Regions from separate parts of the Homo sapiens genome. Here region 2 is linked to region 1. The links are chromatin loops, found by intact Hi-C in ENCODE. Cell type or tissue: Caco-2. All regions are shown on one strand.

What was found. Hi-C counts contacts between places; a loop is a spot of excess contacts. Peaks named below come from ENCODE experiments on the same cell type or tissue, not always from the same donor. Only the 100,000 strongest peaks of a DNase experiment are listed, where the experiment ranks them.
Region 2: a loop joins it to region 1, with 12 times the contacts of the local background. A loop is called at or near these places in 8 of 110 quality-filtered maps.

What each region holds. Positions count from the first base shown.
Region 1 is chr4:84,499,559-84,507,558 of GRCh38, reverse strand. No RefSeq gene overlaps it. Among named protein-coding and RNA genes, the nearest start is that of NKX6-1, 4.3 kb to the right of the region's middle. RefSeq lists silencers at 3,430-3,479, 3,560-3,609. In Caco-2, a CTCF peak has its summit at 3,513 (motif pointing right); a DNase peak (open chromatin) is centred at 3,536; H3K4me3 peaks cover 374 bases.
Region 2 is chr4:84,156,531-84,164,530 of GRCh38, reverse strand. The region is part of intron 5 of LINC02994 (long intergenic non-protein coding RNA 2994); the gene reads left to right. Among named protein-coding and RNA genes, the nearest start is that of LINC02994, 140 kb to the left of the region's middle. In Caco-2, no CTCF peak of the experiment used is centred here; a DNase peak (open chromatin) is centred at 4,550.

The DNA of each region.
Region 1 (8,000 bases):
ATGTGACTAATGGCAATTATAATGCACAGTCCTAGACTAGATAGCCAAACTAGATGTAATGGAGTTTTCTGGGTCATGTGCTGAATGACATCATTCATTCTACCTGGGCTACCTATGCTCCAGACTGATGGGTCTGGGAGAAAAGGATATGCTACGGTGAATGACTGAGTTTTCTCACATCATCTTTAAAACCCTAGTTTTTTCATTCTTAAAATGACAGTAATAATGTCCTCCTCACAGGTTTTGGGGAGGATTAAATAAGATACTATATTTGAAATTGCTTTGTAAATTTAATATATGTAAAAACACTTCCTAAACGCTATAGTTCTTAAGCAGTTATTCTCAATGGGGGGCATTTGACAAATCTGTGGGTGCTTTCCGCTGGTCAGATTGGTTAGGAATGACACTGGCAATTAATTGGCATAATAGGGTCCAAAGAGGCTAAATGCCCTGCAGTGCATGGGACATTCCCACCAAAGTAAAATTTCCAAATCTCACAATGGGCATTTATAGAAGTGACAAGCCTACTTACTGTTGTTGAGCCCAGAATTTGCCCTGTTTAATATATAAACACAAAGTATTTTATATAGTTTCAATAAATTCTGAATTATCCAGGAATGTACATTAAGGGAAGAACACACTTTGTTTCATTTAAGAGTTATTCATTATTTCTGAAAATCAACAATCGAGTCAGTGCCACTCATAAAATTTAAATCTCCCTAATCAGCCTGTATTTGTAGTTATTGCATTTACCAGACTCTATATATAGGTATATCTGATTATTTCATTATGTCTTCAGTGTAGACAGTCTATGTATTTACATATAGAATTACTGTACATGTTATATTATAAATTATTTTCTTTTTACTTCTTTATGTCATAGTTAACACTCTATATTGATTTTTTAAAATTATATGTGTAGATAAATTCTATAACCTATGAATATCGTTTCAGGGTAGTAAAGGGGCCATTGCTAAATATTGTTTTGAAAAGGTAGCACTAATTCTGAGAGGGTTAGAACCACTATTCTAAAAACAATGTAGTCCTTGTTATCACTATATTATAACCTCTTAACTTTATCAGATGAATGTCCATTTCTGTGAAAAATACAAATTGCCACTTATCGTAGTTCACTAGTGCAATCCTTCCTGAGGTGGGACAACATTTCTGTCTTGGAGAGCAGAAGTAACTGGCCCTCATAGCCACCTAGACAGTCTAGAAGGGGCACAAATCTCCCTTTACTATTCTGGTACAAATGTGGGCAGATTTTCTTCTTACTTTCCAGGAACAATTTCTAGATCCCACTAGAACATTTAAACGAAGTCTTACTAATAGCACAGGGAAAATCAAAGTGAGAAAATGAATGTCATGAAACTAGATAAACTAACGTATGCAATGTTCTCATCCTCAACTAGGGGTTCTTTGCAGGAATTCCTTCCTCCTACAACAAGTTTTGTCTCCACGCAATCGTGCTTACCTTTAACCTCTCCATTCAAAGTACCAAAGGGAGCTTGAAGCCCAAAATAAGGAGACTGGAAGTGGGATAAACATTTCCTCATTTTAAATTGTGTAAGGCCTTCTTTTCAAATGCCTCCTTCCTTCTCAAGGACCTGATCTTCCATTGATGATTAACATCAGGAAGTTTGACTGGTTTGTTCTGAAGGCTACCTGGTCTTTGCACAGCTTTTTAGAGCTTCATTCTAGACCACCTCTGAAAGAAATCTATGAACCTGCTAGGTTCAGGGAACAAGGATATAAAGCTGAAGTGTGTGTATTGTATGTTAAAACTAAAAAGTAAAGTTAAAAAGTGATTACTATTTTTCCATTTATTTATTTATTTAAAAAAATTTTTTAAAAATTGTTTTTGAGACAGGGTCTTGCTCTGCTGCCCAGGTTGGAGTGCAGTCATGTGATCATAGCTCATCACAGCCTCAAACTCCTGGGCTTAAGTGATCCTTCCACCTTAGCCTCCTGAGTAGCTGGGATTACAGGTGTGCACCACACTAGCCCAACTAATTTTTTAAATTATTTGTAAAAATAGAGACTTAACATGTTGCCCAGGCTGGTCTTGAACTCCTGGCCTCAGTGATCCTCCTGCTGTTGCCTCCCAAAGAGCTGGGCTCAGAAGTGTGAGTCACCATGCCCAGCCAAAAAATAATTTAAATGCTTAAAACTGCTTTAAATAATAAAGTCTATTTATTTAAAAAATAATATTAAAATTATTTTGAAACTTAAATATTCGACTTGTGTGTAGACCAGGGCATAGTATTATTTTCAGGAATTAAATTCTTTTTTGAATAACGTTAAAAAGAATTCAATAAATTCTAAAATCTTTTTAATGTTTTTATTGTCTAAGAAAATGTGAATTGTAGTTTCTTTTCTGGAATGGAATGTGCAAGGATTCACTTTATATTTATTTATCAATTTGTAATATTCCGACGGCTTTCATATGCATTAATTTTTTTTCAGTTATCAGAGGGGTGGTAGAATCTAGTGATTAAATAATAGATTCTGCAGTCAGACTACCAGAAGGTTAAATCCCAGTTTCCCCACTTAGTAGCTGTGTGATCTTGGGCAAGTTACTTAACTTCTCTGTGCTTTAATTTTATTCCTTATAATGGGGACAATTATAGTTCCTAACTCATAGAGTTGTTGGATTAATACTGTAAAATACTTGGAACACTAAACACTCAGTGTTGGGTATTTTTATTCTATTTGTATCATAAAATTCTGAGAACTAATAGCAAAGTATTTGAGGATGTGAAGGGGGCAAATGGTAAGTGGAAGAATCAGGGCAGCAATCTTGGCATTGAAGTAGTCTCCAAACCAGATTACTGTTTATTAGAGTGAGGTATTCCCAAGCCCTTCAGGGAAGGGCCCTTTTCACCTCACAGGAGGTTAGATTCAGGACATTCCAAAGACAGATCTGTTCTTGCTTCAATTAAGTGAATAAAGCAGGTTATAAAAATGGGCTTAAAGGTGCAATATTATATGCTCCATATGATCTCAATCATTAAAACAAAGTACAAAATAAAGACCAGAAAACAGATAACAAGCAAATATGCCAAAATATCAGAGTGTTTGCCACTGATGGTGGAATTGTAGGTTACTCTGTGCTTTTTTATAATTTTCTCTATTTTCCAAATGTTCTGTATTGAGCAAATATGCTGTTTTGATAATCAGAGAGGAAAAGCAGAAAACCAGAATAATGTCAATAACAGTTGAGATTTGTTCTGTCATACTGGAGTCAAATAATGGAGTCAAAGAGAAGTAGGAGAGAAAGATTTAAAATATAAATCTTCATTTTAGAAGGGGTTTTCTGCTTTAAGCAAGAGCTGCCATGTCCATAGTTTATGAATTTAGCATTCCAGTTAAAAATTAAGCAGATATTAATCAAATGTAATTGCAGTTGCACAAAGGCAGACTGCCTCAGTGAGGAAATGAGGTATAGCAGTCAACAGAACCAAGCAGCCTTGTCTTTCCTAGACAGAGTGAAACGCTAAGAAGTTTTTTCCACAAGAGGGCGATAACTGTTCAGCGTTTCATCAAACGGGCCTATGGCCGCACTGTAAGCCAAGCCGCGATGCAAATAAAATAACTTTTTTTCTCACTGAAGAATAAGGAGCTGCACAAGGAGGCGGCAGCTGGAAGGACCACCACGAACACACTGAGGCACACTCAAGTCAGAAGCAACAATTTGTAGCGGAATATAAAGAGGAACAAGTTTACAGAGTCGTTTAAAAAATTATGTTCAAAAAACGTTATTTATACATACATAAGTTTTTCATGGCTGTTCACATCAGATACTTTTTAATCTGGTGCATCAAACTGGATTAGCACTTCATTCTGTAAGAAAATTCTGGAAATCTACAGACCTTCCTATAAGCACTTTGATTCCACGCTTCCATATTTTAGAATGTACTTCAATCCAAGTGGGTTTCCTAAAAGGAAATGGTTCCCTGAAAAGAAAATGCTTGCGCACGCGGGGCCGGGGGAAATTTTAATTTTCGAATGAAAAGAGATTTTCATTTGTATATGTATATGTATAAAATCTTTGGCGGTGTGTGCTTTGCTAAAGTTCAAGGCCAGTTTTCTCTCTAGTAGTTCATTGGTGTTTTCTCGCATTTACACTAATTCCAGGACTCGGGTTTTGGTATTGCAGATGTTTCTGGACTTTAGTATTTTCCATTTTCTTGGACCTTTCAGAAGCCACCCTTCGGAGCGCACTTAACTCCCAGGTACGTATTCTGCGACTCTATGGAGAGCTGTAATCCTCTCTCTCACTGACGATATCGCTGAGGGAGGTCCTGGACTTCGAGATCTTTTCTGTGGTAGAATGGATGGGGCTGTTTACACTGGTCGCTTCCCCACTTGTTTGGTGTTGGCCTCCACTGGGAGAGCGCCGAACGCAAGATCCTACGGCGCTTTTCCACGCTGTCTGCTTCAATTCTTCCCAAATCTCTACCTTAAGTGCTGGGCAGCAGAAGTTGTGGCAAAGGTGCAGTTTCCACTCTACGGCGTTTATAGGAAGCAAAGAAAGACAGACACGTTCTCCCCCTCGCCCTGCTATCCTTCCTCAAGGGTAGGTTGGTTCAAGCTTGGGGACATTCTTCCTTCTTCCTTGTATTTCTACCTAGCAATCAGCTCAATCCTTTTATGACATTCAGTTAAACCCAGCTGTCCCGCGGGTTCAGCACAAACAGGCCCTATTCGTCAGGTGAAATGGAGTTATTAAAGAAGTCATCCAGACACTTCAAGCAACTGCATTTTAGAGAGATTTTTGGACTGAAACACACACATAATTCCCTTCATTCCTCTCCCCATCCGACCCCACCCCACCCACTTTTTTTCTGCAGAATAGAAATTGACTTTCTGCTGCTACACTTGAGTATCCCGACATTTGACATTACTGTATTTGGGGCAAAACCGTTATCATCCCTCCCTTCAGAATGTTAGTACGTTTAGCTGAGAGTTCATTTGCATTCCTTCCGTTAGTTACCTTGAATTTGGTGGCTATTCTTTTAACTTAAAACAAGTATCAAAACGCGCTTGGCATTTCTGCGTCAAGGGTTAGACTGCAGGTAGAGAGGTCAAGTGGACGGCACAGACTAGGCAACAATGCCAGCAAGCTAAAAACAGTAACCAGAAAACAAATGCTGTTGTTTCCAGCCTCAAAGTCGAGGAGCACAGAACCTTCCTCACCGCCACCCTTTAAACCCTTTTTGCAACCTCAGAATTTGCCAAACCGCTTTCATTTATTTTTCAATTAAAATGCAAATCATTTGCTTTCAAACAGAGCCCCCCCATCCCCATTAGATATACTGCGTAGAGATGCGCCGGGATCCTTGCGACCACGTGTTACACGTCCACTCCCAAGGGGTACTTGAAAAAGTCCCACTTTATTAGGTCGTGGGCAGGAAGGCATGCTGGTTTCGGAGGATCCCCAAGAAAGAGCAAGTCCTGACTCTCAAAGGCATCTGAAGGCAATGCGTTAAGACTGCCCCACCAGAAACAAGCCTCCCGCGTCAGCGGGACCAGGACTCGGGTCCCGAAACTGGTTTCAACCACGCAGTTAGAGCGGAGGGCAGGGCGATCTTCCCCCGGGAGTGACAGGGGGCAGCCCACCCTCTCCGAGGACGCTCCATCGTTGTCACCGCTCCCAGCTGTAGACAGGCAGCAGATCCACTACAACTAGCACCTGGCAGGAGGCACCGGCCTGCCTTCCCGTGCTGCCCAGCGTGCGTCTGCAATACACGCTGCTCTACGCGGGATCGAGCACCCGGGGCTCACCCCCTCACTACCAGGGATCAAGGTACACGGATCCGGAATTTTTTATTGTCATAATTAAGAACAATGCTGCCATTTTAATTTGGCAATGCAAATGATACGTAAAAGTGAACGATGGAGACATCCTTACACCAAGCGTTGCAACTATTTACTCAAGACAGTTCACCCTGAGTTGGATTGAGTTGAATCTCAGTCTCAATCTCTCCCCCACCCCCGTGTCTCTCTTTGGCAACCCCGCCTCCAATAGTAGATACTAACATTCTCAATAGGGAAATATTCAACTCTCTTCCGAGTCATAATATTTACATGAGATAAAAAGGGGATCACTCTTTAACATTGGAATCTTTGGGGATGACTGGCCTCTTTTCCTCCCAATTCCTACCTAGTCCTTGAGAATGCAGTGTCCTGGAGGATGTGAGGAGGTCGCTGGAGGGCCAGGCGCAGAGTGGAGACTGAAGGTTGGGTACCACCGCCAGGGTGGAGTGTCCGAAGGCGAGAAACGTTTCGTTTGTAACGAAGCCAGAGACATAGGCCCCCCAGTTTCAAGGCTAGGACGGGCTATGCCTGCCACCATCCTCCCGCAGCTTCCTGGCCGAGGTGGCAGGGCGCTGGGGTTTAGACCCAAGCACTGGATCCCCGCGTGGAAATGCAGAAGGTCCGCACATCAGCTCTCTTCTGAAGCAAGTCTTGGCTTGACTCCTTAGCACTATTCATGCTGACGAAGGACTTCACCTTACCCCAGGTCAGATTCTAAAGTCCATGAAATAATAGATTTAAACCAGTCTTGAAGTTAATGAAGAAAGATAAAGGAAGAGGAGGACCAAATAACATTGCTTCTATCTTAGAAGGAAATAAAACTGGCAAATATAACCCTTCCTTCCCCCAGTTTCAGACTCAAACTCAAGCTGACCCTTAAAAACTAGTGCTTAGTAAACGAAGGTTATCGAAGCGGAGTACGCCCTCCTGGCTTTTCGTGCTTGGACCCAAATGAGCGCTTTGACACCAATAGCTAAACTCCATCCGTCGGTGGTGCTGATCAAATTTTATTCTTGAGCCATTTATTGCGTTTATTTCTGTTTTCTGCTCATTAAAATTGTAATTAATGATCTCATCCAAATTTGCTGTAGCGACCACCTTCCAATGGTGTGTTACTTTAACATGCTGAATTCTCAAAATTGTCAAAGGGTTTTCCTTCTCCAGCCCGCAGTTCAACCCTGTCGGGAACGTAAAGATCAGCCAGAGATGGAAGAGATTTAGAGAGTAAAGGAAGCCACCCTTCAACTCCTAAACTCTAGATAGACATCCCACCACCACTGTCCAGGAGCTGGTACATCTCCATCTCCCGTAGCAACTCTAGAATTGGGAGTAGGCGCCAGAGTTTTGGAGAGGGTTTTCAAAAGCTTACAGTTCCCAGGGTGTACCTAGATGCTTCTGTATCTAAAGTTTCCGCCTGAATTTTGATGATTCTACCCCCATGTAAACCCAAAGGAAATAACAACAATAATCAAAGGGAGAAAAGTTAAGGGAAAAAACTCCCTCACTGTTCTCAGGTATAAACATCATCTGACAGATAAATATTCCTATTAAACGGATTCAGTTTTCAGCGAATTGAGTAACCCATAAATGATAATGAACGCGGTGGGAAGCGACGGGCGGGGGGGAACTCGGGAATGAAAAAAAAAATAAAGTGGAGGAGAAAGAACAGAAAAGGAAAGCAGGAGGTGGAAAGATGGAAGAGGACGATCCTTTGGCCTACAAGGGGATTAAGGACATCTATAAGGCTTAAGGAGCAACAAATTAATTTACACAATTCTGGGAGAGCCCAGATGGCCTTTAATTAATCCCTTCAAAAGAAGGAGCCAGGCCAGGGCTGCGCCGGCTGCCTGCTCCATTAGCTCCATTTTACAAGGGACCAGACTTGGTTCGAGGTGAGGCGCCCTCCAGAGCTGGTGGGGGAAGGGGATAGGATGACGCGAGCGGGCTAGTGGGGAAGCAAGGGAAGAATATGAACTGCTTTTCCATAAAAGGGCTGAGTTTTCATTATTCCTCTCTTTAAAAAGTAATACCCTCTTCGTCTCTGCTTCCCCCTCCCCTTTCTCATTTTATTTAGCACAATTAATTGAGGCGGCCACTGGCCCCAGCGCGGAACCGCACCACTCACCAGCTCCCGCCCCTCCTGGCCCCGCCCACAGGAGAAAGAAGTAGGGAGCGGG
Region 2 (8,000 bases), 340 kb after region 1:
TTCTTCACGCTTCTTGTTGGCCCAATCAGCCATGCTTTAGGGTCATGTTAAGTTTGCCATTTTTGTATGAAATCACTTAATAAATTGATTGGCACCTTATCTCTGTGTCAATGTCACTCCACTTTTAGAGATGTCCAAACTGTTTAACTATCAAAAACAAACCATGGAGGACAACTTAGTGAGAAAGGGCTTGTGCTAGCTGAAGATCAAAGGAAGACAGATGACTGCTGTATATATTTGATGTTACCAGAGAAGAAGTATAGTGATTTAGTCAGTGCATATGGTCAGAGCGTCTTGGCTGGCCGCAATACAGCTGGAGAATAAGCCAGGACAAGCATCAGAATGACATTTTCTGAGGAAAACAGGACTTTCAGCTTTAGGAGGATGCCTATTAGAGTGTGACTTTATGTAAACTATATTTTAGAAAATTGATGAAGCTAATTCTGGACATGTTAAAGGAAAAAAGAATCCTTTGATGTGGACAAATGTTACAAAGCATAAAGCAAACTATCATCACATTAACAATATGACACTTTGAGCTGGCTAAGCAGGAATTTCAAGAGAGCTATCAATAAATTGTCTGTTGATCCTGTGGCCAAATTTTAATTTATGAGTATTTTATTAACTTGGGTTCAGAGTCTGAGTTCTCCACACATGGTCAGTTAATGAATGTGTAATGTATTTTGTTATATAATATATTGCAAATGCTGGGGAAGATTAGGTAAAATGTTAAAAAGAGGTAATATGAGAAGCAATATTTTCTTTTAGCCTTATGTGGGTTATTCTTTGAATGATTTTATCATAAACTATGATGTATACAGAGAAAATTTTCAGGATATAAGTTCTGGTCAGACTGAAAAGCAGGATGTAATGATAATTTTAAGTAGTTTCCCAACTTGACTTTTTTTTTTTTTTTTGGTCTGACACTCTTCTTGATAAGGTTGTAGAATAACATTGTGCAACCTCTCTCTTTTTCTCTCTCTCTTTTTAAAGCAGTCACTTTAAAAACACAAAGTGCCTGTTGTGAGTAGCCTAGCCATGAAAGCAGAGATTGGGATAGGCAACTTCAGACTACGCTCCAACCATGCTTGTCTATGAAGAATACTTAGGGCTTAGGTTAGGGAAAATTTGATATCATATTTTTAAAAGCAAATTATGAGGAGCTGTTCCCAAAATTTACTATGTGTTTGGTTTGGACTTCTATGTCCACAAATTTCTAGGATTCATTTGCAAAATGGTAAGTTAATTTTATTCTCTCAAACATGAGCAAAGCATCAAGGAAAAGGATCTTAAAAGGTAGTGTGACATTTTATTCTATAAAATTCCCAACAGCAGAATCTGAATGTCTGTACACAATCCTGTATACCACCTAACTTTAAAAACTTTTAAATGATATAGGTATTTGTCACCAGATGGCATGGGCTATAAAGGCAGGTACCTTGTCTTATTTACTCTGGCATCTAATGCAGTGTCTGGCACACAGTAGGTGTTCATAAACATGTATCACATATTCACCATATGAGTAATTATAATTTAAGGTGGCTTTAGAATTTGAGCTAATTATTTCCTTTCAAACTTATTCTTTCAGTCTTTCTTGTCTTAGTAAATGGTAACACTGATTACTCAATGGCTAAGCCAGAAACCTGGGCACTGTCCTTGGGTCTTTTCTCTCCCTCACACCTCCTATTTAACAATCCGTGTTTTTGCTGCCCTGTGCTGCTGCTGTGCAAAAGTCTGCCACATCATTTCTGCTTGGACCTCTGCAATAGTGCCCTTACCAGTTTCTCTGCCTTAACTCTTGTCTGTTAAAATCTGTTCTCTTCACAGTGGCCAGAATGATCTGAAACCACAAATAGATCATGATATTCTACCGTTTAAACTGTGTAATAGCTTCCCACAGACTTCAAAGAAAATCGACTTCCTCACCAGGGTCTACAAGATCCATATGACCTTGTTCTTGTCTGCCTCTTCAATTTTGGTCTACCCTTCCATTCATTCATTATAACCCAGCTGTGTTTGTCTTCCTTCAGTTCCTAGAAAACGCCACACTTTTCCTCACTTCTCAGCGAATACTCCTGCGGTTTCTTCTGTCTGGAATGAACTTCCTCCCGGTCTTTGCATGGCTGGCTTCCTCTCACCCTTTCAGTCTTGTTTATCCTCTAAGAAAGTTTCCTTGAACCCCTGTACCTGAGTAGGGTTTTTTTCATAGCCCTTCCTCAATTGCTTCACTCACTTTGCATGTTTTTCTGGTCTCTTCACTATTTGAAAAAAGTTACAATTTTTTCATTATCTATCTTCCCTAGTACTTTGAACTGTGCCTTTTTTTGTTTACCATAGCACCCAGTACAATGCTGACAGATATTATGGGCTCAGTAAATATTTTACAAAATGATTTATTGAGTGATGGAACATCTAACTAAATATGTTACATATATGTCTAGTGCATAGGAAAGATAAATGGAAGTTTCATCTTGGCTCAATCACAACCCTTTCTCCCTTAATCCAGTTACTTACTTAGCACAAAATATCTGAAAGCAGTTCTGGGGCTGTTGTGAATTCAAAGATGAGACCTGGCTCTTGCCTTTATGCACTTTTGCCATGGGAAAGAAGATTAACTTGTATACCAGTAACTATAATTTCAAGAGATGGTGGATAAGAGAAGTGTCCTGAGAGTTTTAAAAATATATGTACTATTTATACTCAACCTTATTTTTAAAAGAATTTGTGGCTGGGCACGGTGGCTCATGCTGTAATCCCAGCACTTTGGGAGGCTGAGGCAGGTGGATTACCTGAGGTCAGGAGTTCAAGACCAGCCTGGCCAACAGGGTGAAACCCCGTCTCTACTAAAAATACAAAAATTAGCCGGGCGTGGTGGCACACCCCTGTAATCCCAGCTACTCGGGAGGCTGAGGCAGGAGAATTGCTTGAGCCTGGGAGGCAGAGGTTGCAGAGAGCCAAGATCATGCCACTGCACTCCAGCCTGGCCAACAGAGTGAGACTCTGTCTCCAAAAAAAAAAAAAAAAAAAAAAAAAGAGAATTTGCATTGGATTGTGAATAGGAATTTTAAGAGAAAAATTACCTCTCTGGGTGAACCTGGGGAGATTTCATGAAAAACCCAGTGTTCGACTTAGACTTTGGTGAGTATAGAATTCGGAGGTGCTGGCAGGGTGGAAAAGGGCAGTCGCTGTACACGTGCAAGTGGACAGCTCACATGTACCCTAGAACTTAAAGTATAATATATACATAAAGAAGCAGCTAGAAGGGGCAGAACCTTCATGAGGGATAAATGAGGGAATATGTTTGGAAATGAGGTTAAGTCAGATTGTGCCATGTTTGTGGATTAAGAGTTCTTACATTGTTTGAATAAGCCAAGGGAAGATCTTGAAGGCTTTGGAGGTGGTCAGTGGTTTAATTAGAGCACTCCTAAGAATGGTTAATCTAGAAGTGTCATGTAGGATAGATTAGAAGAGGGAAGAAATGGAAGTAAGGGCATTAGTTTGGAAACTCCCAATTCTAAGAAAGAGACAAATAATATCTATGTGACCTGACCATAGTGTGCATGAAGAAGAAGGAAGATGAGGAAGGTGCTGCAGAAGAGATATCCACATGTTTTGAAAACTCATCAACAGGTTCAAGGTGTAAGGAGGGGAGAAAAAGATACATGTGAGAGTGATAGTAACAGAATGGAGAATAAGAGCAAAAAATTGGTTTCATATAATACTTCAGGCAGAAAAACTGATAAGGGGAGTTCAGTTTGAATACATTGACTATGAGATTGGGGATTATACTTGGAGAAAGGTTTATGATGATGAGATTTCAAGCTTTATGACCTGTTTTCTACATTGGTCAAAGGAAAGAGGATACCCCCTAATTCACTCTCCTTTAAGAATACTGTGAGAAGCAGCCTGGGAAATCACTGATTTCTGATTTCTGTGTAAATCTGACTGGGGTAAAGTGAATGACCCTTGACATGGAGTCAGATGACTTAGGTTGAAATCCTGACTTATGGCTTACTGGCCATGTGATCTTCTCGAACCATGCAAACTCTCCAACCTCAGTTCCTCATGAAATGGAAACAATTCCATGACTATTGTGATCTCAAGAACTAGTAGAGGAATTTGGTGAAATAATGTATTTCAATGTGCATCGTAAATCCTTTTAGGAAAGCAGGATTGGCACGGAAACTCTGGATATGTGCCTTTGACAGGTGATGGGTGCTGGATATTTGATATATCATGTATTCTGCTTTAAATAAATAATTGTCACTTTTTAAAGTTATTATATAGTATTCTTTTCTCTGATCACACATACACATTATCATTTAAAAAAGTAAAGTTTTTGGAAGGGGTTTGTTTCATTGGTCAGGTAACCTGATGATTTTCATTAAAAATTCTTAGTTGTATAAAAGTTAAGCAAGCAATTGGGGACTTCAGGACTTTACCAGTGCTAAAAGTAACTCTGTAAAAAGTAAACCAGTGGAAAAGATAAACTCTGGGGCACCTCTCCTCCCCTCCTGCCTGGCTGAAGCCAAGCTTTCCCGCACTGCCTCCCTGTGTCTGCTGAGAGAAGCACCGGGTGAGTTTCTGCCTAGATAAAGCGCTGTCTCTGCTTACTTCAGGCATGTAGACCCTTTGGGGATGCTGACAGCTGACAGGCTTTGAACACTAGCAGCAGCAGATCTCTGTGCCGGGCTCCATGAGCCGTCCACAGTGCTCTGTGGAAGAAAATGAAAAGCTGCTGGCAGAGCCTCCCTAAAGTTTGGGCAGAACCTGAGGGTTATTTTTATTTTTAAAAACAAACATTTAGAGAATAGCCTATTTCTAAACCTCCTTTACTGTTACAAGAAATTTAATTTCTTTTGAAGTGCAAGCATTCCAAAATGAGGGATGTAAAGAGTTATTGCAGCCAATAAATATGTGGCAGACCCCTTAAAATAAATAAGCACCCTGTCCATTCCTGTATAAATGGCTTTTGTTTGAGGTTCGGATGGATTTGATAAGGATGGTGTTACAACATTTAATGAGGTGTAAAGGAAAAATGACTTTCATAAGTTCACATAACTGTCATTATATTGTCTCCTATGTTCTCCACCCTCACAGACTGTCTCGATCTTTTGACATCTCTACAATAGAAGACAAGGGGATGAGCCGATAAGAGTCTGTATTTGCTGTGGGTACATAAACAGATATTAAAGGTACCAAGAAAAGCTACCAGCAAGGAGGAGAAACAAGAAAGCTGTGTGTGGACTGTTCTTATTGGCATGTAGTAGCCTGCTTCAGTCCACACAGAGACTTTTGAATAAACTAAATATTAAATTGGTACACACGTGTACATGTACACACACACACACACACACACACACACACACACAGAGAGAGAGAGAGAGAGTTCCTAGAGCCATAATCTTTCTTTGATTCCTTCCTCATGTGGATTTTATGTCTTGATCATCTTTTTAAAATCAATAACCATCCTGTTGATTTCTTTTTCCTTTTTAAGTCACCTCCTTCTGTGGCAACATTAGCTAAACACATCCCCGATTCCATTTCGCTCATTAGTATTAATGTCGTAATAATCATTCCCTTCCTTGGCTCCTCAGACTTGCTTCAATATTTACACATCGGCCGAAGCTGATTGAGCAGGAATAATGAGACTTTGACACTCTGCACTGCACAAGGTGGAGGAAAACTTGTTTCCACTGGGTGGACTTTATAGTGAAACAAATTGTATGCCTTATAATTATTAACTAAAATGACAAGCAGTGTCCCTACTATTTGTTACACTTGCCCAGCACTGTGGTGGTGGTGGTGGCATCACCCTAGCTGGACTAATTCCCTGCCTCTCAAGTGACCATGAGAAATGGAATTGCCCTTTAGCCTTCTCCAGACTCTACCCAAATTATTGTTTCATTCTTTTTAAGGGAAAGGTCCCTCTTCGGTCAGAAGGCTTTTATACAGGCTTGTCAGATTGGGAGGGCTTGTACAATTTTATATGTATAGAGCTTCTTTTTTCTTTTCTATTTATTTTCTGGTAAGTTAAACAAGTCAACTTTCCTGCTTTCATCAAACACCTAATTGAACTGGCATTTTGAAGCGCTTGCCAGACGTTGTGTTAGGAGGTGAAGCACCTTCCGACATATTCTCTCATTCCAGGATAAAGTTAAAATAAAAATAATATGTACTGAAGATAGAGTTTTTAAAACATGGAGACATTCTAGAAAGCATGCATCTAAGAATTTACTTGACCTAATTTCAGAGAAAGAGAAAAATTAAAATATCTTTTCATCTCCAACAACATCCTTGTCTTCTAAACCAAATCACCAACATTTTCTAGAAACCTGGATTTGTTTTAGAGACAAGGAGAACTCTTTTTTACTAATATTTGCCCCCTAAGGGTAGAATGTTTGTAGATTTAGACATCTGTGCTTCCTGTCACAGACCAGCTAAAGACTTTCTCATTGCCCCATGTTTTGAAGATTTGTTTTTATCATTGGCGATTCCCTCCTTTAGCACTGGATCTACAGGGGTGTCTCCCTGCTGAGAGTTCAAAATGTTTCCCTACCACAGACGACACTTTCCCCCAACATGGCATGCAGCTTCCATGCACACTCTAGAATACATCTATATTCAGGACTAATTGTTGTTAATCCTGCATTCATTACTCAGTCCTGGCTGGAGCTCTTGCCTATTTTTGTTTCGGTCAGCAGTTCAGAAAAAAAAAAAAAAAAAATCCAGGGACAGTATAAATATCACTATTTAAAACTGGATGTACAAGGACAGAGACCTTCAGGATGGGGATACAGACCTTTAAGAGCAGAGGAAATTGTTGAAGCAGTTTTTTAAATTCACAGAACTGGTATAGGAGAGAACAAAAAAAAATTGGAGAAGAATCTAAAGAAGAGGCGGGGTGAAAGGAAGTGCAAGAAACCAAGCAAAGGGTTCCTGGGCTCACAAAACCTGAGCCTGGAGACTGGGAGCCCATGGCAAGCTACAGGGAAGGGTTGCACTACAGCCATCTGCTATGCCTCCAAAGATGACGGAGGGTGCTTTCGCATAGGATAGAGTGAGTGCGAGAGTTCTGCTCAGTGCCTCTGAGTTTCCTAATATTTTAGCCTCCCGAAGGATAGCCACTTTATGGAATAATCTTCTAATTTTATAACCAGAATAGATGTGAATAATCAGTTTTAACCATCTCTTTTTAAAAGTAAGACTACAAAAAGTCTAATAAGTTCATAAAATGCACAGTTTTGCAAAACTGGCAAGTGTCAGAGTCATGTCTCTTGACTGTTAAGCTAGGGCAATGTAGCTGTTGGAGCCAGACAAATGGATGCTGGCTTCTGTGAGGTAGATGGAATCATAAGCAGGTGACCCACAAATGAACAAAATATCTCATGGAGTAAAAATTCCAAATGCAATTCAAGTTCCTTGACTGAGGTCTAGACCATAAACATAATAAACCAGAATCATAAATATAAACTGGAAAATAAACCGTTTTGAGTGGCTGCCTCAACTTTTCTACTTTCTAACAATAGCTTTAGTTGGAACGTTTACAGGGGAGCTTTTATATTTTCCTGGGGAAAAATATTCTTCTCTGCTCTTCAGGAAACATCATTAGCCACATTGATTGATTGATTGATTGATTCCTGTATTTATTCAGTCATTCAGTATATATTTATGAAGTCCTTGGTTTGTTCAAGTTTCTGAATTGTAGAAATTCCTTCTTTAAAAAAGTCGTAGTCTCAACATAAAATTTATTCTCAAATAGCAAAAATCTGGTCTCTTACTCCAAATTACAAAGTACAAGTTAGCATACCAGAAGGCATTTTTTATTTTAAATAGTCTAGCACAAAACTATTTTAAATGTTTTTTTTAAAGGACAGGGATTAGTTAGGAATCTGCTCCCCACCCCAATCCCCATCCAGAATTTCTTGGTGGAGAAGATTCCTGCTTATAGAGGATCTGAGACTTACTGGCCTTCTGCTGTGAGCTGGGTAACATATAAG